3 separate regions of the Mus musculus genome follow, and regions 2 and 3 are each linked to region 1. A link is a loop called in an ENCODE intact Hi-C map of the cell type or tissue named here. Cell type or tissue: heart. All regions are shown on one strand. Links, peaks and the distances in the headings refer to the core of each region. The heading gives the core; the rest is flanking DNA.

Evidence for each region. A loop is a pair of places that touch in the nucleus more often than their neighbours do. Peaks named below come from ENCODE experiments on the same cell type or tissue, not always from the same donor. Only the 100,000 strongest peaks of a DNase experiment are listed, where the experiment ranks them.
Region 2: it touches region 1 in a loop (2.4-fold over the local background); 2 of 42 quality-filtered maps call a loop at or near these places.
Region 3: it touches region 1 in a loop (4-fold over the local background); 8 of 42 quality-filtered maps call a loop at or near these places.

Annotation. Positions count from the first base shown.
Region 1 is chr11:61,101,002-61,109,221 of GRCm38, forward strand. No RefSeq gene overlaps it. Among named protein-coding and RNA genes, the nearest start is that of Tnfrsf13b, 22 kb to the right of the region's middle. In heart, for the core only: no CTCF peak of the experiment used is centred there; a DNase peak (open chromatin) is centred at 3,500; H3K27me3 peaks cover 1,011 bases.
Region 2 is chr11:61,189,598-61,197,817 of GRCm38, forward strand. Gm42080 (a long non-coding RNA gene) reads left to right here and starts at 6,102. Exons shown (of 3, transcript XR_879911.2): 1 at 6,102-6,209. In heart, for the core only: a CTCF peak has its summit at 3,984 (motif pointing right); a DNase peak (open chromatin) is centred at 4,014; H3K27me3 peaks cover 911 bases.
Region 3 is chr11:61,384,327-61,392,546 of GRCm38, forward strand. It overlaps Gm42081 (a long non-coding RNA gene), which reads right to left. Exons shown (of 2, transcript XR_879912.1): 2 at 6,802-8,220. Among named protein-coding and RNA genes, the nearest start is that of Gm42081, 9.4 kb to the right of the region's middle. In heart, for the core only: a CTCF peak has its summit at 3,902 (motif pointing left); no DNase peak of the experiment used is centred there.

The DNA of each region.
Region 1 (8,220 bases), core at 1,391-5,390:
TTCCAGAGGTGACAATGCCAACCTGTTGTCAGTTTTGTTTATTATGTGGACTCTTCTCAAATGAGCCCTGAGGTAAGCACTGTGGCTTTGAACCTGGGGAGCCCCACATGGTGGCTCTTGCTTCTTTAACTCCTCTGTGGTGGCATCTGACAAATAGGGTAAATCTGCACTTTCCCACAGTGAGCCCTGACCTGAGGGCTATGAGGTTCCAGGGATTAGCTGAGGAGGTGGCAGAGAGTGGTTGGCAGAGGATGAGGGAGGGAAGGGTGAGAGAGGAGAGTGGAAGGTGTGAGAGATCAGGCTCAAACAGCATAGAGGGAATAGCTCTTTGATACTTGTTCCAAAAGCCCAGGGATGGTGGATTTTCTTTGCTTGAATCCTGGGTGTTGCAACCCATCTTCCCACCTCTCTGGTCAGTTACGTTGTAACTCCCTTGCTTCTTGGCCCATTTTCTTTGCCCATCCCTTTTAGACCCCCAAGACCAAGCATAAAGAATGCTCCAGCTCCAGGGATGTGACCTCCCCAATGTGTCTTCCACCACGTTTCTTATCATTATGCTTCTAAGAAGGAAGAGGGTGCCTGAGTTGCCCAGGAACTGGCCTGACATCTTTGGGACACCATAGTTGCCCTTTCCAGCACCACAAACACTGCCAACAGTGAGGAACTTTCCTGGTTAGTTTGAGATTAATTTATGTCCCACAGCCAAAGAGTGTGTTGCATCCTCAGCAAAGAGCCCTCACCCTACAGTTGTGGTGGAAAGCTAAGGACAATGGTAATAGCCAGTGTGGTTGTAGAGACTTCTGGAGCCTTCATGCCGGTCACTCCTCAGGAGTATCTCATGCCTGGCACTGTGATTTTGGTTGATAAACCACATCTTCTGGGAGTAGCACTGTCTGCCTCAAAGGGTAATTCCCGTCAAAGTTTTTCAAAGTTATATTTTGAAATGAGCTTGCTAACCAGAGGGTTTTTATAAGACATTTTTCATACATCCTTAGTTTTGGGTAACCCACGGTCATGGCTTCAGCTGTCAATCAGATACAAAGAGACACCTGGGAAGTAGGAACCTCAACTGAGAAACTTACTAGACTACACTGGCCTATGGCAATATCTGAGAGGCATTTTTTTTAATTGCTAATTGACTAGGAAGGCCCAGCACTCTGTGGGTGGTGCCATACTTGGGCAGGTGGGCCTGGGCTGTGTAAAAAAGGCAGAGGAATGTGAGCCTGGAAATAAGCCAGTGAGCAGCATTCCCCACTGGCTTCTGTTTTAAGCTCCTGCCTTGAAACTTTTCTTTATACTGTACTGTAACCTGTTAGCCAAATAAATCCTCTCCTCTCCTCTCCTCTCCTCTCCTCTTTCTTTCCCTTCTTCCTGTTCTTTTTCCTCCTCCCCTTCCTCTTCCTCCCCCCACCCCCATCTCTCTCTCAGACAGTGTCTCACTGTGTACTTCTGGTTAAACTGGAACTTACTAAGTAATCCAGGCTGGGTTTGAACTCTCAGAGATCCACCTGCCTCTGCTCTGCCCCTGTTCCTGCCCCTGCCCCTGCCCCTGCCCCTGCCCCTGCCTCTGCCTCTTGCGTCTGACTCAATGCTGCAACAGGAGCCTTCTGCACATGTTTATTGGGAGAGCTTGATTGCAGAGGCGTGTCTTACACCCGGATTGGTTATGCATTCTACCTTATTTGCATGTTCCTCATCTGATTGGTTATTCTCTCTCGGTACCTCACAGAACCTCATTAACATACCTCATTTGCATGTCTCACATCTGATTGGTTATTCTCTCAGTACCTCACAGAACCTCATTATCATGCCCGGGCCAGGCAGTATCTTGGCAAAAAACTTTACTGCATATGTACACATTGGTTGTTTGCCCAAACTTATGCGTGGTGGCCAGCAGTAGCCAGCGTCACTCTGCAACGGCACATGTGGCTTCCCACACCTGCCACTGCCCCTGCCCCTGCCCCTGCCCCGCCTCTGCTTCCCAAGGGCTGAGCTTAAAGTTGAATACAAGGACCTCCGTGCCCTATTTTAGTTACTTTCCTGTTGCTGTGATAAAACACTGCATCCAAAGCAACTTTTCAAAGGATTAATGTGGGCCCACACTTCTGGAGGGATAAGCGTCTGTCCATCCCCATCACTGTGTGGAGGCATGTCAGCAGGCAGACACAGTGGCTGGAACAGCAAGCTGTGACCTCACAGCTTGACACAAAGCAGAGAGCAACTAGCAAAGTACAGCTCCAGTGGCGTATGTCCCCCAAGAGGCCACATTTCCTAACGGTGTCACCAACTACAAAGGAAATATTCAAATGCAAAAGCCTGTGTAGGGGGGAACATTCTCCTACCCTCCACCCCCCCCAAAACAATGGTAACTCAATCGCTGTGCAGCAACTAAAATCCTAGTCTGTAAGCCTTATTAAATCTAAATCCTCCTGTGGCGAATCCTGACGGATCGACCATTGAAACCGGGAGACACTAGTAATTACATCTGTCCTCGCGCTATTCCCATCCAAAAAGCTGTGGGGAGCATTCTTACTCAAACCATCACATTCCATTCTTTGGCTCTCATGGGGTCATGAACATATTGTAATACAAAATTTATTTATCTAAACTTTACAGTCTTTCACAGTCTTAACACTGTTTAAAAGTCCAAAGCTTATTCTGAGATGCCAGGCAGTCTCTAAATTATTTGTAACCCTCTGCAAAATCAGAAAGCAAATTACATACTTCCAACTTAGAATGCCATTCTAAGAGGGAGAAATGGGGCCACAGTGAGGGAATACTGGACTAGAGCAAGACCAGATGCCAGCAGGGCAAACACCAAATCCTATGGCCCCACACTCAGTGTAGAAGGGCTTAGACGGCTCTCTCCACCCAACTGTACTGTCTAGAACATACTTCTACTTCGTATATGCAGTTTTTCTTAGCAGCCTTCAGCTTTGGCACCTCCAACATCTTGGGGCCTCCAGTGCAATCCAGGCTTCACATTCACAGCGGGGAGTAGCCGGAGTTTCAGCATAAGGACTTGGGCATGGTCTGGCAGACTTTGTTCAAGGTCTATTCTAACAATGAGGTGTTGAGCCAAAAGTTGGCCTTCCCACAGGAACAAGAGAAGGACATTTTCTCCCTTCTGGGAACCCATTTTGCTGACTGGAAATTTGCTCCAGGGTAGTTTCGAGCACACATGGCTGACATGCCCTGGGTCACAATGGCAGCAAAGCCCTTCTACCGGGGGCTGGGTTTGTTTCCTCTAATCATGTCTAACCTTTGACATTACAAGAAATTGCTATCTACAGTGTTCACACGTGAGAACATGCAGTTGTGCCACGATATCCCCCTTTCAAAACTACCCAAACAAACAAAAAGCCAATCTCATAATCTTGCGAGAAACTTTGGGATTTCGTACTGGGCCACGTTCCTCGTTTTCCTTCACTGCGTGCAGACAGCTTCCGTGGAACTCTCTTCTACATCGGGACTGAACCAGAGTGCCACTAGGTGGCGCTAGAGGATTGCCTGGGCCAGTCAGGGACTGGTCGGTTGTTAATACCAGTGTGCCGACCTACAATCCTTGCTTCGGTTTTTCAGCTTTTTTCCAACTGGACACTTTTGTCTCTCATTTTCTGAAGACCATGAAGAGTTTGTGCAGTAAAGTTGGCAAGGGATTCTGGAGACTTCGGTCTAGTCTCAAAGCTTTTGCTTAGTGTCAGTGCCAGGAAGGGCAGTCTGTAATACAGTCAAAATGGCTTGGCCTTCCCGACGCCCAGGGTCTCCTTTGGATACTTGCTCAGGCTTTTAGCTATCCAAGAAGGCAGGGTTCTCAGAGACTCCGTGTTATCGCCCATCACCAGTCATAGTTAGTGGATTTGTCTGCAGCCTTCTTTCGTTCCCTTGAACGGTCTTGATGGAACCTCACCTCATTGTCTCCTGCTATGATCATACAGGCTCTGTATTAGCATCCCAATGGAGCCCGGCCTGGCGGCTAACTTATGAATATTAACTTTATCAGCCCAGCTGTGTGCTAAAGACCAGATTGAGACCTGTCACGTGTGCAGCAGGCAGTTAGGATTATATATCTACTTTTCCATGTTAGGTCAAAAGCCTCAACGGGTCCTTAATGAAGGTGGTGGAAAATACTGAATAAACAACCCTCCTCTGGGTTGTACTTGAGACAGGTCAGACATGGGAAAGGGACATGCATTTGGTGGTGCCACCCATTAGCCACCCATGGAGGCAAAGGGTGTTCTCTGCGGGAGAGGGCATAGTCATTATTCCAGGTTCCCTATGTGAAGTTCCTGAGTGAGTATGTGGGGATAATGCAGCTCCGAGAGAGAACCCTGCATGTAGAGAGCAGTAAGGGGCTGGGGCAGGAGAAGCCAAGAGGGAGGCGAGAGCAGAGCTACCTGGAGGCAGAGAAGCCAGTGTTTGAGTAAAGGCTGGGTGCACAGAAAGGAAAGGTCACCAAGGGTGTCATATGAGCCGCATATGGTGTCCAATCACAGTGGAAAGCTGGGGGGGGGGGGGTAGGAGGAGCCATGAAGTATATAGACTACGAAGGCAACCCAGAGTCCTTCCTAAGTTACCCACATAAAGGTTTAATTACAGGATGATCACAGCTCAATGTGTCTGAGGTTGCCAGAATTCTTGATCTATTAGGAAGTAAAACAAAATGGTCGCTCTGTGTGTGTGTGTGTGTGTGTGCACGCGCTTTGTAAGTCTAGGGATCAAATTTAGACCAGTTTTTGAGATTATGTGCCAGGACCAGTCATAGAGGTCAGAATTCCATCATTTAGGTGCTTCTGAAAGCAGGTGACCTCGCTGATTGACAGGGCCAGTCAGTAAGTCTCACCATACTGACACAACTGAGGTGTGCTCTAAGCTGAGCATCCCTTTCCCCTTTGTGTTAGACAGGCCAGATTGAAATCATGTGCAAGTCTACACATGGAGACCGTGGGAGTCAGGAAGGCCAGGTTACCCTGACCATTCATTGTTTTACTGCACAGCCAAAATCTTTGTCAGCTGGGGTAGACTTAAACTTAAAGGAGAAACTTCTCAAACCCAAACTAGCTAGGAATCACTCAGTCATTAAATACAGCTAGGTGCATGCGCCAATCTGACCTGCTCCAGGGTGGCAGCCAATACTGGGACCAGCAAGGTGGTTGAGAGCGAAGACAGAAGACATCCTTACAACATGCATGGATCCAACCTGAACAAGGCACTACTGTCAGTCATATCCCATGTGGGGGTGCTCCTAGGATGGTGAGGTGACTCCTGTGGACCTATGGCCGTTCTCCTCCTCTGAATCTGCCACAGACTAGCCTCAGCCAGTGTCTTTCAGTTGCAAATGAGCCTTCAGTAAGGCCTCCAGCAAGGCACACCTTAGCTCATAGGTTTTGGTCTCACTGGAGCACAACCCTAACATGAAGCCTTCATGCCCATGGCTGGATCAACAACCAATCTCCAGGATAAAGAGGCCAAGGGAGTCAAGGAGAGAGTTCTCTATGGGGCATCAAGGTGTGGCAGGAGCAATGGGGTGAGTAAAGGCTTGAGAGTAGAAGTATTTTCCAGACCAGAATACATATATATTGAAAAGATTCATTAAAAATTAATGCAAGGGAAGACAGAGATATAGGGGACATTTTCTTGCTTTTGGTTGGTTGGTTGGTTTTTCTGAGACAAGGTTTCTCCATGTAGTCTTGGCTGTCCTGGAACTCATAGACCAGGCTGGACTCAAACTCACAGAGATCCACCTCTCTCTGCCTCCCAAGTGCTGGGATTAAAGGCTTATGCTGCTACTTCCAGACTTGGGGATAAATTCTTAGAGAATCCCTCCTTAAAAGGGACTGGGAATAAATTTATACAGTGAAGAATAAATATTTTGTCTTCATAATAATACACGGCGGAAGCATCTAGAACCTGGTGATTCTGAGCTTCTGTGTTCACTAAGTGCTTCCCTGGAGGTTTTAGGAAGAAGATGTTTTGATCGTGTCTAAAGCTAGTTACACCGTTTATAAATGCTACCTGAAGTGCTTCTGGTGCAACTGGAGTTTAGGGGCAAAAGCACATTTTGGCAGCTGCAACTGGCTTAGCCTAGTCACTCATCTCAACACCAACTAAAGAGACAAGCAACAGTGTAAAGCAGAGAAAAACTTAATCCATACCGTGGGAAGAGACGCAGATAAATGGGTCAGTCACCCCACATTTGCCTCCCAAGTATGAACATGAAATTTAGGCTTAAACAGAGGAGAAATTGAAATAGGGTTAAAGTTTATACATAATTAGGGGCTGGAGAGCCGGCGCAGTGGTTAAAAGTACTTGCCGCACTTCCCGAGGACTTGGGTTCAATTCTAGCACCCACATCGTAGCTCAGAACTCTCTGTAACTCCAATTCCAAGAATTCGATGACATCTTCTAGACTCTATGGGCACCAAGTACGTATGTGTACACATACATACATGCAGGAAAATAGTCATACACATTAAAAATTAAGCCAAGCGTGGTGGCGTACGCCTTTAATCTCAGCACTCGGGAGGCAAAGGCAGGCGAATTTCTGAGTTTGAGGCCAGCTTGGTTCTCAGAGTGAGTTCCAGGACAGCCAGGGCTACAAAAAAAAAAAAAGCATAATTAAGTAGTCTTGGTCGATGTGTGGTTTGGTTATTTATTTATCTCAGCCTTTGTCCTACAAGGTAGTTCTGAAGGAGCTGCAATCTCTGTCACTTGAGGAAAGCAAGCCTGTTCCTTTGAGATGACTCTTGCTCCAGGCTGCAGCCTCACCCCAGTGGATAACTATCTTCATCTTGGAGGTGGGGTGTCTGCCTCCCTAGGTTTTGTTGTTCCTGGGACCCAAGGAGACACAGGTTTAGAACAATTACTTCCCTTTGTGCCTTTAGCTTGGAAGGCAGCGGAGACAGTGGAGGTAGGCAGACACACCTTTGTAACTCTGTAACATTTTTGTAACCTTTGTAATTTTGTAACGCAGGTGTAGAGCCAAGCAGAAATCCGACCCGAGGTAAAGGAAAGAACTCAAAATGAAGGCCGTGACCCCAGGCTTGCTTTCTGCTTTTGGTTGCTTTGTGCTCAAGTGATGAGCTGATGCTTTTTGGTGAAAGCAATTTTTAATTGCCTGTAATATCAAAACAAGAACAGAAGATACAGTTTGGCCTTGACCCGGAGTCAAACTACGACATCTTTTGAGAAGGCCTGCAGGCTTGGGGTCATTCAAGAAGCTGCAAGAACAATTTAGCAAGATAAACTCATTTCCTTCTTCCCACATGCATCAGTCCAAGCAGAAAGCCTACGGGGAGGACGGTGTTTCTAAGGGCGACTGGATTCAGTGAAGTGCAGATCATCAGCTCCAAACTGCTTCCTGGATGGGGTTCCGTAAGGCATAATCGGGGATAAATTGCATCCTCTCACCACTTGCCACTCTTACTTTTCCAGCCTTATCCTGTTATGTTCCGAATACAGAATACATGCGAGGACAAAATAGATCCTTGCAACTTTTCCTTCAAGCTGAACATCCTGCTAAAAGTAGCAGCTGTTTCTACAGTAGCCTCAGGGGATGAGTGCCTGACCTCGGTTTCCCATAGGGGAACTGGATGGTCTGCAATTTTAATTGAACCACAAGAGATTTTAAAGGACCCATGAAACCAACTAAATGATATCAGTTTCTGAGAATCTTCTTATCCTTAACATTAGGGACTATGGGGGGGGGTACTTAAAACACTTCAGAATGTATGATATGGAAATATTTCTAGCTATTTTCAGTCCTCAGATGTGATTCACTCTGTCCCTTAGCAACATGGTGTTTCAAGCTGGCCAGATACTAGGCTGGTACAGGTCACTCTGCTTCCAGGAATTTTCTTTACAGAGCATGTCCCCTTTGGGGTTCACAGGAATAATGTAATATAGAGAGGATCCTCCTGTGTACCTGCCTTCCTCTTCAGGGGAGCCTTTGTCTCCCACCGGAGGATGAGGCAGGAATCAAGTCAGCAAGGCCCTGGGGAACAACCGAAAGTCGCTGCAAAAGAGGCCCTTTCCACCAAGGGGAAGAAGCACACCTCTCTCACTTCCTTTTTTGATACCAGCAAGTGGCCATATGCTATTTTGGGGCCCTAGCTGCTGTATGTGAAACCCAAACCCCATTCGAGAACAAGGGTGCTAGAGAGGGGACACCAGGTGACACTGTCCTGGGTTGGTGGTCACCCCAGGTGCGGAGTAGCAGCA
Region 2 (8,220 bases), core at 2,368-6,367, 90 kb after region 1:
GTATTCTCACTATGATGATAATGGACTGAACTTCTGAACCTGTAAGTCAGCCTCAATTAAATGTCCTTATAAGAATTGTCATAGTGTCTGTTCACAGTGGTAAAATTCTATGACAGATGGTCTGTTCTTAAGAGGCTCTACTTTTCCCAAAATCCAAGCTGACTTCAAGCTTAGGACCATGGCTTATTTCTGCCTTCAGCCTAGGAGGGCAACGAGACGGGTTAGGTAGAGAGAGGCTCCTGTAGTGTTTAACATCCTATAGAAATCGAGCAAGTGCCTGCCCTAAAGTAAAGGTGGCAGGCTCAGAATGAAGGCAAAGGACCAGGCTTTTTAGTTATGTTTATAGTTAGCTTGTTGGTTCGAGTGGGGAGCTTCTGTGTGTCTCTTACAACACCACTTACAGCCAAGAGCAATCGGAGAGGGCACCAGCCTGAATAACAGGCAGGGACATTCTCCAAAGACCTTCTGTCTGAAACTGCAGATCGGGAAATGATGGATGTGGGCAAGGAAATTGAAACAAAGGGAAGGTTTTAAAGCCAGAATGGTGACAGGGGGTCGGGGGGCAGTTATATTGTGGTGTTATTAGGCCCTAGGTTTGAGCCCCAGCATTGAAAAAGAAAAAGAACAAAATGGACCGATGGTTCCTTAGATGCAGGCTTCACTGATCTTGGAGAGTGTGGTAGTTTGAAAGAAAATGGCCGCCATAGGCTCATAGGGAGTGTAGTCATGGCCCAGCTGGTGAAAGTTTGTCACTGGGGATGGGCTTTGAGGTTTCAAATGCTCAAGCCTAGACCAGTGTGGCTCTCTCTTCCTGCTGCCTGCCAATCTGGATGTAGAACTCTCAGCTACCTCTCCAGCACCATGTGTGCCTGCATGTCACCCTGCTTCCCACCATGGTGACAATGGACTAAATCTCTAAACTGTAGGCCAGCCTCGGTTAAATGTTTTCCTTTATAAGAGTTGCTGCAGTCACGGAACTTTGCAGCAATAGAACACTGAACTAAGACAGGGGTCAAAGGCAGGAGGGTAGCATCACAATGAGATGCTATTTGTGGGCAATTATTCTCCTCAGAGCATCACCTTTCAATTGTTGCAGCTTTACAGAACTGTTAGAGGTGATCGTTGTTACAGAAACCTGTGCATATTCATGAGGCTAGTAGTTCATGAGATTCATGTAGAACCCTCTTCTGAGTAGTTCTTGACAGATGACCTATCATTCCAGTGTGTCTGAGGAGAATAAGTTCATCTTGATGTCACTGAGTTTTCTCAAGGGAAAACAAGGCAACCTAGTGGCACTCAAGACGGAAGGACCATGATACAAGAGGATGTATGGAAGGGCCTTAGGGCTTCTGGACCAACTGGCCATGCAGTGCCTGCTAGCTTCAAAACCAGTGTTGCCTTGGAAACCATTCCCAAAGGCTGTGCTTACTCAGCAGTGCTTTATGAGACTGTGAACCGACAAAACTGCTTTGAACCAGATCTCTATAGAAACACACTGATCTTCAAAATCCTGGCTTCACAGAAAGCTCAATGACTGACCTATCAGAAGCCATAAAAAGGTTCATATGGAGCTTTAGATAAGGGGGTTCTCCAACAGATCACCCCACATTTGCTCTTACTTTGAATTTCGGAGGAAATGGGACTTGGGTCCACTTCTCAGCTCAGGGCCATGTTAACTCATCCGTCCATAAATCCTGTGTGACTAAGTCTACCAAGAAAAAAAAAAAAGCACCGCTTCATTTAAGATTTCCCACACATGGCAACCCTTGGTCTTGCAGAGCCCTTGCCTCTCCCTGCGATGCTTATTGTTTTATTTGTTGGTTGTTTGCTGTAGTGTCCCCCACGTGCCCAGCACTGAACTGATCCCTAGGTCTTTGCCTGTGTTGGAGACCTGGGTTTTCTTGTCAAGGTGTCTCACTTGCAGCACAGGAGTTGCAACACTGTCTCTGTATGTGTAGACTATTGGCTTGTCCTTGGTGGATTTTGTTAGAACTGGCAACAGTGTGTTGATAGTCTAACAGAGAGGAAGGAAGTGTTCGAGCCATAGAAAGAACAAAGAACAGATTACAGAGGGATACTCACAGAACCCTGTGTACTTCACAAGAGAAACACTAGGCCTGCGGGATGTCTCAGAGGGTAAAGGCCCTCGCCACCAAACCCGACAGCCTGAATTTGATGCCTGGGGCCCACTTGGTGGCTGAAGAGAGTCAATTCCCAAGTCTTCTGACTCTCACATGTGTGTGGTGGTATGCACACCTATGTGTACCCAAATACACAATAATTAAAAAAAAACCTTTTTTAAATACAAAAACATTTCCATACTTTGCTCCTTTGAGCAACTGTCACAACAGTTGTCCTTTCAAATTGATGCTGAGAACATCTTCTCATGGTGAAATGTATATTTATGCCTGGAGAGATGGCTCAGCAGTTGACTCCAGTTCCAAAGGGATCTGACACCTCTTTCTTCCAGGCATACCTGTACATATATACAGACAGGCACATACCTAATTATAATTCAAATAAAACAAATCTCAAGAATTATATATTTGAATCTCTTTCCAGATAAAATATCCTTTTAAGCATCCTTCCTAGGACATGGTTTACAGACAAAGTATTTGCTTGGCATGAGTGAGGTCCTCAGTTCTAGTCTCAGTACTTCAAAAATATATATAGAAAAAAATATAGTCAATCATTAAGTAAGCATCATCCAGCTTAGACACCAATCAACTTATGGTTCATCTTCTGTTGCCCCCTCCTCCCCCTTCTCCCTCCTCTCTTGCGCGCGCTCGACTGGCCAGGAAGAACGACGCTGCAACAGGATCCTTCTGCACACGTTTATTGGGAGAGCTTGATTGTAGAGGCGAAAAGACTTCGAGCCCAGAACTAGTGCTGCTTTTATAGGCCTAGGAGGGGCGTGTCTCACACCCGGATTGGTTATGCACTAAGCCTCATTTGCATGTTCCTCATCTGATTGGCTACTCTCTCTCAGTACCTTACAGAACCTCATTATCATACCTCATTTGCATGTCTCACATCTGATTGGTTATACTCTCAGTACCTTACAGAACCTCATTATCATACCTCATTTGCATGTCTCACATCTGATTGGTTATACTCTCAGTACCTTACAGAACCTCATTATCATGCCTGGGCCAGGCAGTGTCTTTGCAAAAAACTTTACTGCATATGTACACATTGGTTGTTTGTCCAATCTTATGCGTGGTGGCCAGCAGTAGTCAGTGCCACTCTGCAACGGCACATGTGGCTTCCCACACTCCTCCCTCTCTTCCTCCCCCATTCTCCTCTCTTTCTCCTCCTCCTCCCTTCTTCCCCCCTCCTCCTCTCTCTCCTTCCCCCCTCCTCTCTTTCTCCCCCCATCTTCCATTTCTGTAGATCAAATCTAGAACCTCATACATGATAGGTAAGTGCTGTACTGCTGAGCTACATTTGACCAGAGTGTGGGGTCCTTAGATGGAGGCTGGCCTTCCCACACAAGCAAGGAGAGAGAGATTCCCCCTTCCTACTTTGCAGATTAGACATGATCTCATGGAAGCCCCCTTTTTAAAAAAGGTTTTAAAAGTTGTTACTGTATATTTGGGTACACGTGGGTGCCCATGCCAACACACACACACACACACACACACACACACACACAAACACACGAGTCAGAGGACGTGGGAATTAGTTCTCTCTTGTCACCAAGTGGGCCCCAGGTATCAAACTCGAGCTGTCAGGTTTGGCGGCAAGCTCCTTTACCCTCTGGGCCATCTCACAGGCCTAGTGTTTCTCTTGCAAAGCACACAAGATGCTGTGAGTATCCCTCTGTGATCTGTTCTTTGTTCTTTCTATGGCCCTGAAACTTCCTTCTTATCTGTTAGACTATCATGGGAATTTGGGCATTCTTGGTGGACCACAGTCAGAGGAAGTTGTCCTTGGATTTGGCCTGCTCCACTCTGAGAGACTGCAGCACACAGACACTAGATGGCGCGCTAGGACCTCTTGCGATGCACTGGGCGTGACAGTTGCCGCAGAAGCATCCCGTGCTCACTGTTTCTCTCTTTCCACTTCCATCCGACCCTTCTCGCTCTCAGGGTCTCTTATAGACATTGAAGGCCATGCCTAATAAAGTGGGAAGAGGGTCTCAGAGTCACTGGCGTGATATTTGAAGTTTTTGTTTAAAGTTTGAAGAGGGTTGTCTTATAAAATGTGCATCCAGGCTGGTCTGAGTCTGGAGTTCCCTGTGTTATCCCCACAACCTGTTACAGTAGTGGCTTTTAAAATGGATTTGGCGGATCCTTCCCCCCCATCACTTTCTATGTCCGTGGTTTGATATGATCAGTGAGGTTCCAAATCAGGCAACCAGAGGAGCTTGGCTCCGCTGTAGCTCGATTACAGGTATGAACCCATTAACCCGTCTACACTAAAGATCAGTCTCAGGGTTGCTTATGTGTGCAGCAGGTGGTGGGGACGACACAGACCATCTTGTCATGTTAGGCCAAAAGTCACAGTGTGTCTTCTGAATTCCTGAAAGAAAATATAGGGATCCTGGCTAAATGACCACATCGGATTGTATTTGGGACACAGAGGGGACCTGTAACCAGATGGTACCAACGTCCCCCTTAGCCATCTCATGAAGGGAAGGAAGTCCTCTGAGGAGAATTGTCTCCTCAGTCCCATATATGAAATTCTAAAGTGGATATGTGAGGAGGGGAGTGAGAGAGGGAGATGGAGATGTTAAGGGGGAGGAAGTGGGAGCAGAATTGCCAGGTGGAGGTGTAGATTGTGTGGAGACGCTCAAAGGTGAGTGGGTGCTTGAGTGTGCATCAAAATGGCATCTGGGGTTAAGGTTATGGAGACAGACAGGCTAGTGGACAAGTCTAGAGGGGCATATGACATCCTTCTCACAGCTAAGAGGTCACAGTGCCTTGCATGTGGGGATCCTCAGAGTCGATTTTTAAAATTATGCTGAAAGAATAATTGGAGGGCATGGTTACAGCTTACTGTGCTGTGATGAGATGGCATCTCAGAGTGGATATAAAGGAGCATTCTTGTTAGAAAGGAAAATAAATGCTTTTTTGAGAGTCTAAGGGTCAGGTTTAAACAAGCATTTGACATCCCAGGAATGAAGGAAAGGGAACAGAAGGTGCAAGCCCATTGTGCAGGCGCTACCAGAAGCACAGGATTTACCTAGAAAAGGTCTTTCTAAAATCTATTAGCAGATTGTAAGCGACGGACTGGAACCCAGTGGAAGACATAAAGCACCCAGATCAAGATGAAAATGACATTCAGTAGAAGTAGTCACCAGGAGAGGGGTCAACTTTAATAGTAGCTCCTCCCAGAACATGTGCCGAAAATTATCATCTCATGAGAGGTCAAGGTGGTAAGCCAACCTTCATAGCATTTTCAGTTTTAAATAACATTTACTGTGATGCAATTATTGGCCAACTTTCTTTTCTTCTTTCATTCCTTTTTTTAAAAACTTTTATTGAGGAAGCTGGAGAGATGGCTCAGTGGTTAAGAGCATTCACTGCTCTTCTGAAGGTCCTGAGTTCAAACTCCAGCAACCACATGGTGGCTCACAACTATCCGTAACGAGATCTGGTGCCCTCTTCTGAGGTGTCTGAAGACAGCTACAGTGTACTTACATCTAATAAATAAATAAATCTTTAATAAAAAAAAAACCTTTTATTGATTCTTTGTGAGGTTCCCATCATGCACCCCAGTCCCACTCAGCTCCCAGTTCCCTCATATCTGCCCTTCACTCTTGCAACCTCCCCCCCAATAACACCTAAACAACCCCAAAGAATAGAAAAGATCTCCCCATGCAAGCTGCAGTGTGTCATAGTGTGTCCCACTCTGTCCACACATCTTCACTTGCAAATGTTCACTGCAATGAGTCATTGGCCTGGTTCGAGGTCCCTGGCTTCTGTGACACCATCAATATCGGATCCTCACCTGGACACCTCCCAGTTATCCTGTTGTCGCCCCATGTTGTGAAGATCCTGCAGCTCTGAATCATCGAGACTGGCCCTTTCATGTGTCCCAACCGTTTGTAGATGATATAGATTCTGGGATGGGCCAACTCAGAGCCCTGGCTCTGGGCCTGGGTGGTAGCTGAGCTGGTCAGTTCACCAGCTTCCCCTTTCTCTGCACCGCCAGAGCCAGTTGTCCAGCACTGCTCCAGCTCAGGACGGCTTAGGCGATCCAAGGTAATTTGTGGCTTATACATGGATTTTAGGATTTTTTTTTTTTCAGTTTCTGTAAATAATGCCATTGGTACCTTGATAGAGATTGCACCAACTCTCTGGATTACGGATAAGGATTCTCAGATGCCCTCCTTTCACATTTGTATCCCTGGTGTTTGTTTCTCTTAAAGCTTTAGCTAAGACTGTTCAAGCATTGTCTTGAATAAGGGTGGAGAAAAGAGACACCCTTGTCTCGCTCCTGATTGTTGTCTAAGCACTTGTAATTTCCTCCCAGTTACTGTAAGGCTGGCTGTGTTGCTGTGTGTTATGTAAGCCCTAGTAAGGGCTTATCTCATGAAGAGATAGTAGATTTTTGTTAAAAAGTCTTTCCATCATTTATGTGACTCATATGCACATTACATTATTTCTTTTAGCTCTCTCTGAGTTTTTAAAATATAGGCTTTTGTAAGTATGAACTTCCTTATAAGACTGCAGGGTTATTATTATTATTTTAATCCTCAAGTTTGAATGTGCTGTGTTTTTGTTTTCATTCAATTCTAGAAATATGTATAACTTTAATTTTTGGATAAGCCATTCATCATTTAATAGTTTCTGGTTTGATGTCCACAGGCCAGTGCACATTCTGCAGCTTTTCTCCTGCTGCATATTTCTGGCTTGATTCCATTGCACTCAGTGGGCTCATTGAAAAGAATGGGAGCCCTGTATTTTTGGATGGAATGTTCTATAGATGACAGTTAGGTCCTTTTAACCTCTGATGCCATTTAACTCCAACACTTTTCTGTTTCTTGTTGTTGTTGTTGTTGTGATGACCTATTTATTGCGACGAGTGTGATGCTGAAGTCAGCAACTCTAACTACATTGGGGTTAATCTGTTTTAATAGCTGCTATATGAAAGTGAGTATAGCCATGCCCAGTATACACGTGTTTAGAACTGTTAGTGCACTCCCGGTGACTCTTTCCCTTAGTCGGCGTGAAGTGGTCGGTGTGTTTGGTGTTCTGTGTGCCTCTTGTCCTCAGAAGAGTCGGTGTGAAGTGGTCGGTGTGTTTGGCGTTCTGTGTGCCTCTTGTACTCAGACAAGTCTCTCTTTCCCTAGGTCTGGGAAACTCTGTAACTCTGTGGAGTCAGGCTATGATCAGGGATTCCTGGGCCTGCTTGTGGCTATGATCAGGGATCCCTGGGCCTGCTTGTGAAGATTTCCCAGAGGGAGGCTGGCCCATTTTCTGGTCTCTTATTAATGGTCTCTCCTTCATATCAAGAGAGTCCAAAGGGATCTCAGGAATTAAACAGGGAGATAAAGATTACGTCAAAAACCTGAAGTCATGAATGCAAACCAGGCCATTCGGAAACGCAAACAAAGCGAGTGTTCTGCCAGCAAAGCAAACTTTCTTGTCACATAATCAAACAATTACTTAGCAAATGACAAGCCTTCTGAGTGTACCTGGTTTCCCCAAGACTTTAAAAACTTATTATCCTTTGAACATTTCCATACACATATGTTAACACACACATATGTAGTCCTTTGGTCAAATTGCCCCCATTTTCTCATCTTACAAAAATATCCTCTTCTTTTTTTTCATGCTTGTGTGTGTGTGTGTGTGTGTGTGTGTGTGTGTGTGTGTGTGTGTGTGTGTGTGTGTATGAGAGAGAGACTATATTTAATTAACGTTGACTGCAGGAGCTTGGGGATTATTTACTTGAGCAAGGGCAACTTACCAGAGGCAACACCACTAAAGAATACCATCCCCACCACACCACTTCCACTCCAGCAACCATCAGCTGCCCGAAGCTCATCTGGGGTTCAGGTGGGGCCATATGTGTATCCTTACATTATGTTGTTGAACGTTGATGGTCCAGAATGTGTGCAGGAGGCCGCTGCTGCAAGTTTACGAGCATGACATGTCTAGAAGGCAGCATTCCACAGCTCTCTTCCTATCTTCTGCCTCTTACATTCTTTCCACCCATTTCCCTGATGTCTACTGAGCCGTGGAGGGGAGCATCCAACAGTCACCCAGT
Region 3 (8,220 bases), core at 2,368-6,367, 280 kb after region 1:
ACCCTTGTCTTGAAAAACAAAACAAAACAAATTAAGATTTCCCCAGGAATCTCATGCTGGGGGCGGGGGAGAATCTGAAGCTGGGATCCATCCAAAGGATGAACTTGCCTCTCTGGGTGACAACTTCATCAGACCAGCCACAAGGCAGACAGAAAGAGAGACAGCCCAGTGGTGGACAGGACCACCCCATGTTGTTCCTCTCACACTCCATTTAAACCTGAAGGTCGGTCATCGCCTAGGTTTACGACCGTTCTCCTCTTGTCATACAGGGGACCAGTGGCTGAACCTCGCTTGTTGGCTTTTATCCTACAAACTCCAGCAATAGCTGGGCATGGTGGGCTGTGCCTTTAATCCCAGCACTGGGGAAGCAGAAACAGGCAGGCTTCTGTAAATCTGAAAACAGCCTGTTTTATATAGAAAATTCCAGGTCGGCCAGAGAAACAAACAAAACTCGAGTAATAAAATCAGTTCCCTTGACTGAGAAGCAGATCCCATCTACAAAGTGAGAGAGAGAGAGAGAGAGAGAGAGACAGAGACAGAGACAGAGACAGAGTCAGAGACAGAGACAGAGACAGAGACAGAGACAGAGACAGAGACAGAGACAGAGACAGAGACAGACAGAGAGAGAGTCCATGCACACAAGGTGGGAAAACACAGGACCAGGGACAGACAAGCCAATCTGCTTCCAGAAACTCACCCAGGTGGCAGCCAGCGAGGCAGCCTACAGGGCAGCTGTCCTGGTGCTTGGCCCTTCTGCTCTGCCATGCTGTGTGTAGGACGTTACAAGATCAAACCTTGGAACTAGCCTTGGTGGCTCACAGTCTCAGCACTTGTGAAGCAGGAGGATCATAAATTCGAGACCAGCCTGTGCTACACACCAAGACCTTCAGAGAGAGAGAGAGCAGAATCAGAGAATAAATTATTAGATAAGGAAATGATACTAAATAGTTTGTGAGGATATGGGGCTACTTCGAAGCAGCTGACTACAATTTGCCTTGTGCTCTAGCAGAGGCAGGTTTTTGCCAGCTGCAGATAGTTTCTGTGATTGTGTGATGTTTGTACTGGGAACTTTGCAGAGGGTATATAAAGGCTAGGATCGTGAAAGGTGGGCTGGTGTTTGTTGGTCATTGGGGGGGGGCGTTGGTTATGGTTTGTTAGTAGGCGTGCTCAAAGATGAAAGAAGAAGAAAGAAATTAGATTCGGAGATCTCTCTCCCCCTCTATCCTTTCTCTCCAGTTTCTTTAGGTTGTGACTGGAGACTCTAGACTGGATGCTGCCCTGCCCTCCCACAGAGTTTCTAGCTCTGACTTCTGGGTGCTGGAGTTTCTCATCTGGAGATGTGAGTTCACGCTAGTGTTCTGTATTGTTGGTCACACATCCTGCTCCCACTCTTTCTCAGAACCTGGCTGCTGGCTTGCAATATGAAGCTTCTCCATCCACAGAAGGCTATAGTGAGAAACCAGCCACACTTGTGACCCAAGGACTCTGATTCTTCTTTTCAGTGCCCCCAGGGAGCTGGGGCTGGGGCCATGAACTCTCCTCAGAACCCCTGTTATGCTATTTGTCAGTCTGTCTTATCTCAAGGTCCAAATCGTGTGGGTTGTGGTTGCCTCCACACTGTGGCTTGTGCCACGTGCACTTACCGGCTTGGTAGCATTCCCCTGTCAGTCATATTTCGAAAAGGAAATGAAGACACAGCCCTTGGGGACTGCCCTATACTCTCCCCACTTCCAGCTCTCTAACCTAGGCTTCTTTTGTTTCTTCTTCATTGATATATGATGTTCCCTTCATTGTTAGAACTGAGATATTCCACTATATTTCATGTGAGAGTGGACTTTCTGTCCCCTTCTTCCTAGTTCCACCCTTTGGCAACACATATCATGCTCTTTTCCCCTCATGTATCCAGGCCGGCCTGGAGTCATCATGCCCCTTTGCCCTCTGGAGTGATGAGATTCCAGGTGTGTGCCGCCCTTCCTGCCTTCACCTTCCCCTTCAGTTCAACCTCCACGGACTCAGAGACAATCACCTGCACAGCAGCCGACTTGCAAGAGTCACCCAAACTCTGGGCCATCTGGGCTAAGCTTCCCACTGTATCCATCTACTTCCTGTCCCTGCAGAAAGGGACCAGAGAGATGGCTCAGTGGGGAGAGCGCTTTCTGTCCAAATGTAAGGACCTGTGTTAGGATTCCCAGAACCCATGCCTAGAGATTGGAGGCAGAGCCGGGAGAATTCACAAAAGGCCCTGAGCCGGCCTACCTGGTGTGCACAACCACGGAAAAGAGACCTCTGTCACAGACAGGGTGGAAAACAAGGGCTGCTGCCCAAGGTGCTCCTCTGAACTGCATATACTACATATATCACACATGCACCTGCACTTGCAAATGTGATCACATGGCCTGCTTATACCCTGCCCCCCCCACACACACACACACTAAAAGTAAATGATAATAGGGGCTGGAGGGATGGTTCAATGAGTAAGAGCACTGACTGCTCTTCCATAGGTCCTAAGTTCAAATCCCAGCAACTACATGGTGGCTCACAACCATCCATAATGAGATCTGATGTCCTCTTCTGGTGCATCTGAAGACAGCTACAGTGTACTTATGTATAATAATAAATAAATCTTTGGGCCCGAGCAAGCAGGGTTGACCCAAGTGAGCAGAGATACTAAATTCAATTTTAACAACCACATGAAGGCTCACGACCATCTGTACAGCTACAGTGTGCTCATATACATAAAATAAATAAATAAATCTTTAAAAAAATAAATGATAATAAATAAATAAAACGTGGTTTAAAAACACCTGAGACTTGTGGATTTAAAAGTTCCAGTCCAACCGGGCGATGGTGGCGCACACCTTTAATCCCAGCACTTGGGAGGCAGAGGTAGGCGGATTTCTGAGTTCGAGGCCAGCTTGGTCTACAAAGTGAGTTCCAGGACAGCCAGGGCTACACAGAGAAACCCTGGCTCAAAAAACAAACAAACAAAAAAAAAAAAAACAAAGTTCCAGTCCCTGGGTGGTTAGCACTGGGGTCTGAGGTGAGACAGTGCCACGTGGTGGAACATGTGGTAGAGCAAACTTGCAGTGTGCAATAGAAAAGAGCCAAGGTCTCACCACTTCCTTTGAAGTCACTCAGCCAGTGACCAGAAGTCCTCCTGCTAGGCCTCGCCTCCCAAACTTCCCAGCACCTCTTAAGAAGACAAAGCTTCTAACACCGGGGCAACCACAGCTCCTGTGTGTCCGCAGGGCCACGGGGTAGCTTCTATTCTGTAACTGACTGTGCTTTGAACACCCGTGGTGCACTTAGGTGACTTTGTGGAGGTGGGCTCAAACAAAGAGGTTTTCCACTTCCATCCGCATATGACAACCTTAAACATGTGACACCTCTCAGGGGGTTGGGGGGTCAGTGGGGAGCATGATTGCCTAGCCAAATTCATTTTTAAGGTTCATTTCTACTGTTTTTAACTCTGTGTGTGTGTGTGCGCACGCGCTCATGTGAGTGGGGTGCCCACACACCCAAAGACAGCAGACTCCCTGTGGAACAGGCAGTTGTGAGACCCCTGATGTGGGTTCTGGGAACCATGCTGAGGTCCTCTGGAAGAGTGCTGAACACCCGGGTCATCTCACTAGCCCTAAACCAAAGTTTTTTGTTGGGAAAAAAAAAATGTATAGCATTTAAGAACAGATGGACAAGCCGGATGTAGTGGCTCATGCAAGCAATCCTAGCACTCAGTGGGCCAAGGCAGGAGCATCACCATGGTTCAAAGCTAGCCTGGGCTACATAGAGTTTCAGACCAGCCTGGGCTACTCAAACAAGAAAGCTTATGAGCAACCAGTAAAGGGAGAAAATGCGCCCCCCCCCCTACTTTGGAGTATGCCACTAGTGCCCCCTGCTGGTAGATTTTGCTTGTTAAGAGGCTCTACTTTTTTTTTAATTAAATAAATTTGTTCTTGGACAATTTGACACACAATAGGTAATGCGCAATGACATTGTCGCCCCCTATGCTATCCCATCTCTCTATTGCCTTCTTTGCACATCCCCCTCTTCCTTAAAAATACCTTTCTCGTGCTCCTGTGTTCGTTTTGTGACCCGCTGAGTCACAAACCAAGGCTGTGCCATTCTGGGTTTGGAGCTACCTGTGGGAGCCTGGTGGGCTCGGCAGTTGGTTCACAACTAAATATGGTGGTTCTTCCTCTCCAGTAGCTCAGCAGTAAAGGGTGGAGCCCGTGAGTCCCTTCTTTCATGAGGCCTCTTTGGCATGGTGGGTCTTATGCAGGCCCTCTGTAGGTAACTGCAGTTGTGAGACACAGTAGTTTTATTGTATTTACAGTGAGACCTTCACAGCCACTCACCCCATCTCTCCTCTGGCTCTCCCCTCCATCCAGAGACACCTTCTACAGTGTTCTGATGAGGTGGGGCAGGGCAAGATGCAAAACAACAACAACAAAACCACCAACAACAAAAACACTATCTTTCAAAATAGCCAAGGTCAAAATCTCTGCCTGATAAGAGCCAGGCTGCCTGTGATGGTCTTGGTTTCTGATTTTTTTTTTTTTTTTTTTTTTGGTGTGGATTTGAAAGGTCTATCTACAACACATCAGGGTCAGAAAATCATGCTGACAGCAGAATATTCTTAGTCTCAATTTGAGTTTTCTTTATTTCATGTGTTTGTTTGTTTGTTTGTCTCTTTGTTACAGGGTTTAACTTGACTCAAACTGACCTTGAACTCACCATAGTCTCCTGTCTCTCAGGTGCGTGGCAGTTTGTTTGTTCAGTTTTGTGGTCTGGGAAGGCTGTTTTGTTTATTTAAAAGTTTCGTTGCACTTATTGACTTGGGTGTGTTCGTGTGGTGTGCCTGTAGAGCTCAGAGGACAACTGGAGAGAACGTTTCTCCTACCCTGTGGATCCTCCAGTCATCAGTCTTGGCAGTAGGTGCCTTCATCCACTGAGCCTTGCCAGCCTCTTATTTTGCTGATTTTTTTTTTTTTTGAGGTATAATCTCAACTATATTCGCGTTCCCTACACTGTTTCTAAACCCCCGGACTCAAATGACCCTCCTGCCTCTGCTTACCAAGTAGCTGATACTACAGACACACAACACTAAATCCTGCTCTTAATCCAGGTTGGGGCTGTTTGCAACCTTCTGCTTCTAACTGACCGAGTGAGCGCCTAGCCATGGTGTTAGAAGGGCACAGCTAACTGGACCAGTCTCTAACAGCTTATGCCAGCCTCACTCAAGGCACAGACAGCCACCGGGCTCTTTCACTGGCCACGTGAGTCTGGAAACTTCACTATTTCCATGTTACAGACGGAAAGTTGGATGGTGCAAATATAAAGCAAATTTCCAAGATCACATAAGGAGTCAGAGGACGCGGCTAAGTTTAGAATGGAGCCCTCTGCTCTGCAGGTCAGCACATCATCTTGATTCTTTATCATCTCCTGGAGAAAAACAGGAACATGTGTGTGTGTGTGTGTGTGTGTGTGTGTGTGTGTGTGTGTGTGTGTGTGCAGGAGTCAACAAAGACAAATCTGTCTTTCTTTCTCAGAAGGAATCACATTTTGGTATGTTCCTTCCCTGAGAGGGGGGAGTGTGTGAGCTTCTGCTATTCAGTTTATTTCCTACTAACACTGTCTCCTATTTAGTTCCCTAATCTGCTGTATACACTGTAAATGGCTTTCGGTGCTCTTCTTGGTCCCTTTGTCTCTGCCCTCAGCCACTGTTTGTCCACCCTGAGGAGTGGAGCAGACCGCCATTCAGTTTCTTTCTGATCTTTGTCTTAGAGAATTTTCCCTCTGTAGGAAAGCACTTCATAAGGCTGAATCCTCCCCTTCCCCTTGGGGCTGGCTGTATCAAACAAGGGCCCGGAAGCTGCTTTTGTCTGAAGATCGGCCTCCTCACTTGCTTTTAGAAAGGAAAGGCCAGCACCTCTGCCTTCATTGTGCACCTGCCTTCTCACCTTTGCTTCGTGTGCTCGAGGGCAGGTACACCTGTTAATCACCCTAGAAAACAGGGATAGCTAACCCAGCTCAACTCCTTCCAACCTGAAGGCACAAAGATAAAGCTAGCCGACTCAATGACCACAATCCTGTTAGAGACGCTAGATGAAGGGCAGAGCCTTCCAGGACAGCCCACTCCCCATGTGAGGGCAATTAACCTCAAGGGTGGGGCAGCAGTGTGCAGCAGGAGCAACCACATCCTGAGAACTGAGGTGTCCCCAAGAAGTAAGGACTTCTTCTGACCCCTTTGCAGAGCCAAAAGTACAACAGGGATCATCGAGATGTCAGCTTTGACTAAAAAACACCAAGGCAGACTCGAGGCACAGGATCCCTTTGTCTATTCTTCCTGGCTGCTCATATGGATAAGGCCCTGATCCTGTCTGCTTTTTCCATTATTACATCTCTCATTTCAAGATGGCGGCTAAGCCTAACTCACTGGGGCTGGCCAGAGCTGGGGCTCCTGTCCTAAAATCTCATTTGTAGCCATGCAGCTCCCTGGGAGCTAAAGACTGCTTAAGAGAAGTTGCCCTTCTCAGAGACTGAGGTAAGCTACTGCAGGGGGTTTCTCTGTCTCTGGGGTTTCATCAACTTCAGAAGGCTCAAAGCTGAACAGCCTCCAGACCCTGTCCTGATGCTTGCTGCTTTCCCAGCCTGGGTAGTATCCACACACAGACTTGAAGCCACAGAAACACCCTCTCCTCCAGAGCCCACACTGTCGCATCTCTGAATGTAAGAGGGACAGGATGTAGTCATGTGTCCCTACTGTCTCCGACCAGCAGAAAAGAAGCGATGAAACTGACGTCCTTCTCAAGGCAGTTTATTCAGGAACTTCACAATGTGCAGGAAAATGAATGCCCCGACCTCTCTCGGCCATCCCCCTTTTTCCCCTCCAGTCCACTCCCCCTCAGCCCAGTCCACGTAGGCACAGTTCATTGGCTCAGGACTACATTCGTCACATCATCCGACCTTACGTCGTGGTGCATCTGCGCAATGCAGCTCAAGGTACATGGCTATCTTGAGGGATATGAGGAAGTCAGGTGCCAGTCATAAGACTTAGCAGCAGTCCCGGGCGCTATCTTGGGGCTGCGGCCACACCCACTCCTCACATCTCCCCCTTATTCTTTAAATTGGCAGAGAGAATGCCTGTCTTAGGTTGCCCCCCCCCCCCGCAACAATGCTCCTTACCCGTCATCAGGAGACAGACAACAGTGGTCTGATCCCTGTCTTAGGTTGGTAACACATCCAGGGAGTCTTACCCAACATTGACTACTTCCCTAGCATGCCAAGCCACACTTGAGGAGACTGTCCCATCTCCACAGCTGCAAAGGCTTGTATCAACAAAGCTTGATCCCTGCGATGGTGAAGTTGCATGCGGCAGATACACCAAAAGGCCAGGACACTGATGAGCACGCAGCACAGTGCCAATCCACCAATACCGACCCATTCCTTTAGGTATGACATAGCGGTGGCAATCCAATTTGCAAGTCCTTCAGCCATGGATACCTCCACCCGAGTGGAATTGATATGAACTATTCTAAAACCTCTCTTGGATCTAAACAAGTTCATAACTGAAGGGGTCTGCACGGGCCATAGTACAAATCTAGGCATTCTGGTCACAATAGCTAAAGAAAACATAGAAGCATTCCAACCAACACATACTATAAAAACAACTATCCTCCTTACACTCTACAACATCATCAAAATAACTACCATTATAAACTAAAAATACAAAAGGAGGCCAAATGCATACAGGCATGGCCTTAAAGAATACATTCTTCCCATAAGCAAATTAAATAACAGAAGACTCAAATAATACAGATCCATTCCAATAAAAGCTAGTATTTCCCCACGCCTCACCCATCAACATACTCAAAGAAGAAAGATCTGTACAACTCCCAATTTATCCCACACAACAGCCAAACATTAAAGGGATTGTTTGCCCCTCTCTGGGCTGGATTTTGATACGTCCAATTAAACCCTGAAAACGTTTGATTATGACTGGTACTAATATAAGGAGAAAAGGTAAAATATTTTTTCATGGCCCACGCAGCTTTCCTAGACTGGCAGCTGGTCCATGGGGGCAGCGAATCTCGAATACCCCTACAAAAGGGGGCCCATCGCAGATCTTCAGTCATCACTGCAGGCAGCATCATCACCCCCAGGAGCAGCTTCATCAGGGCACCCCCGTCCATCTTGAACTATCCTCGTCAATCGCTCTGG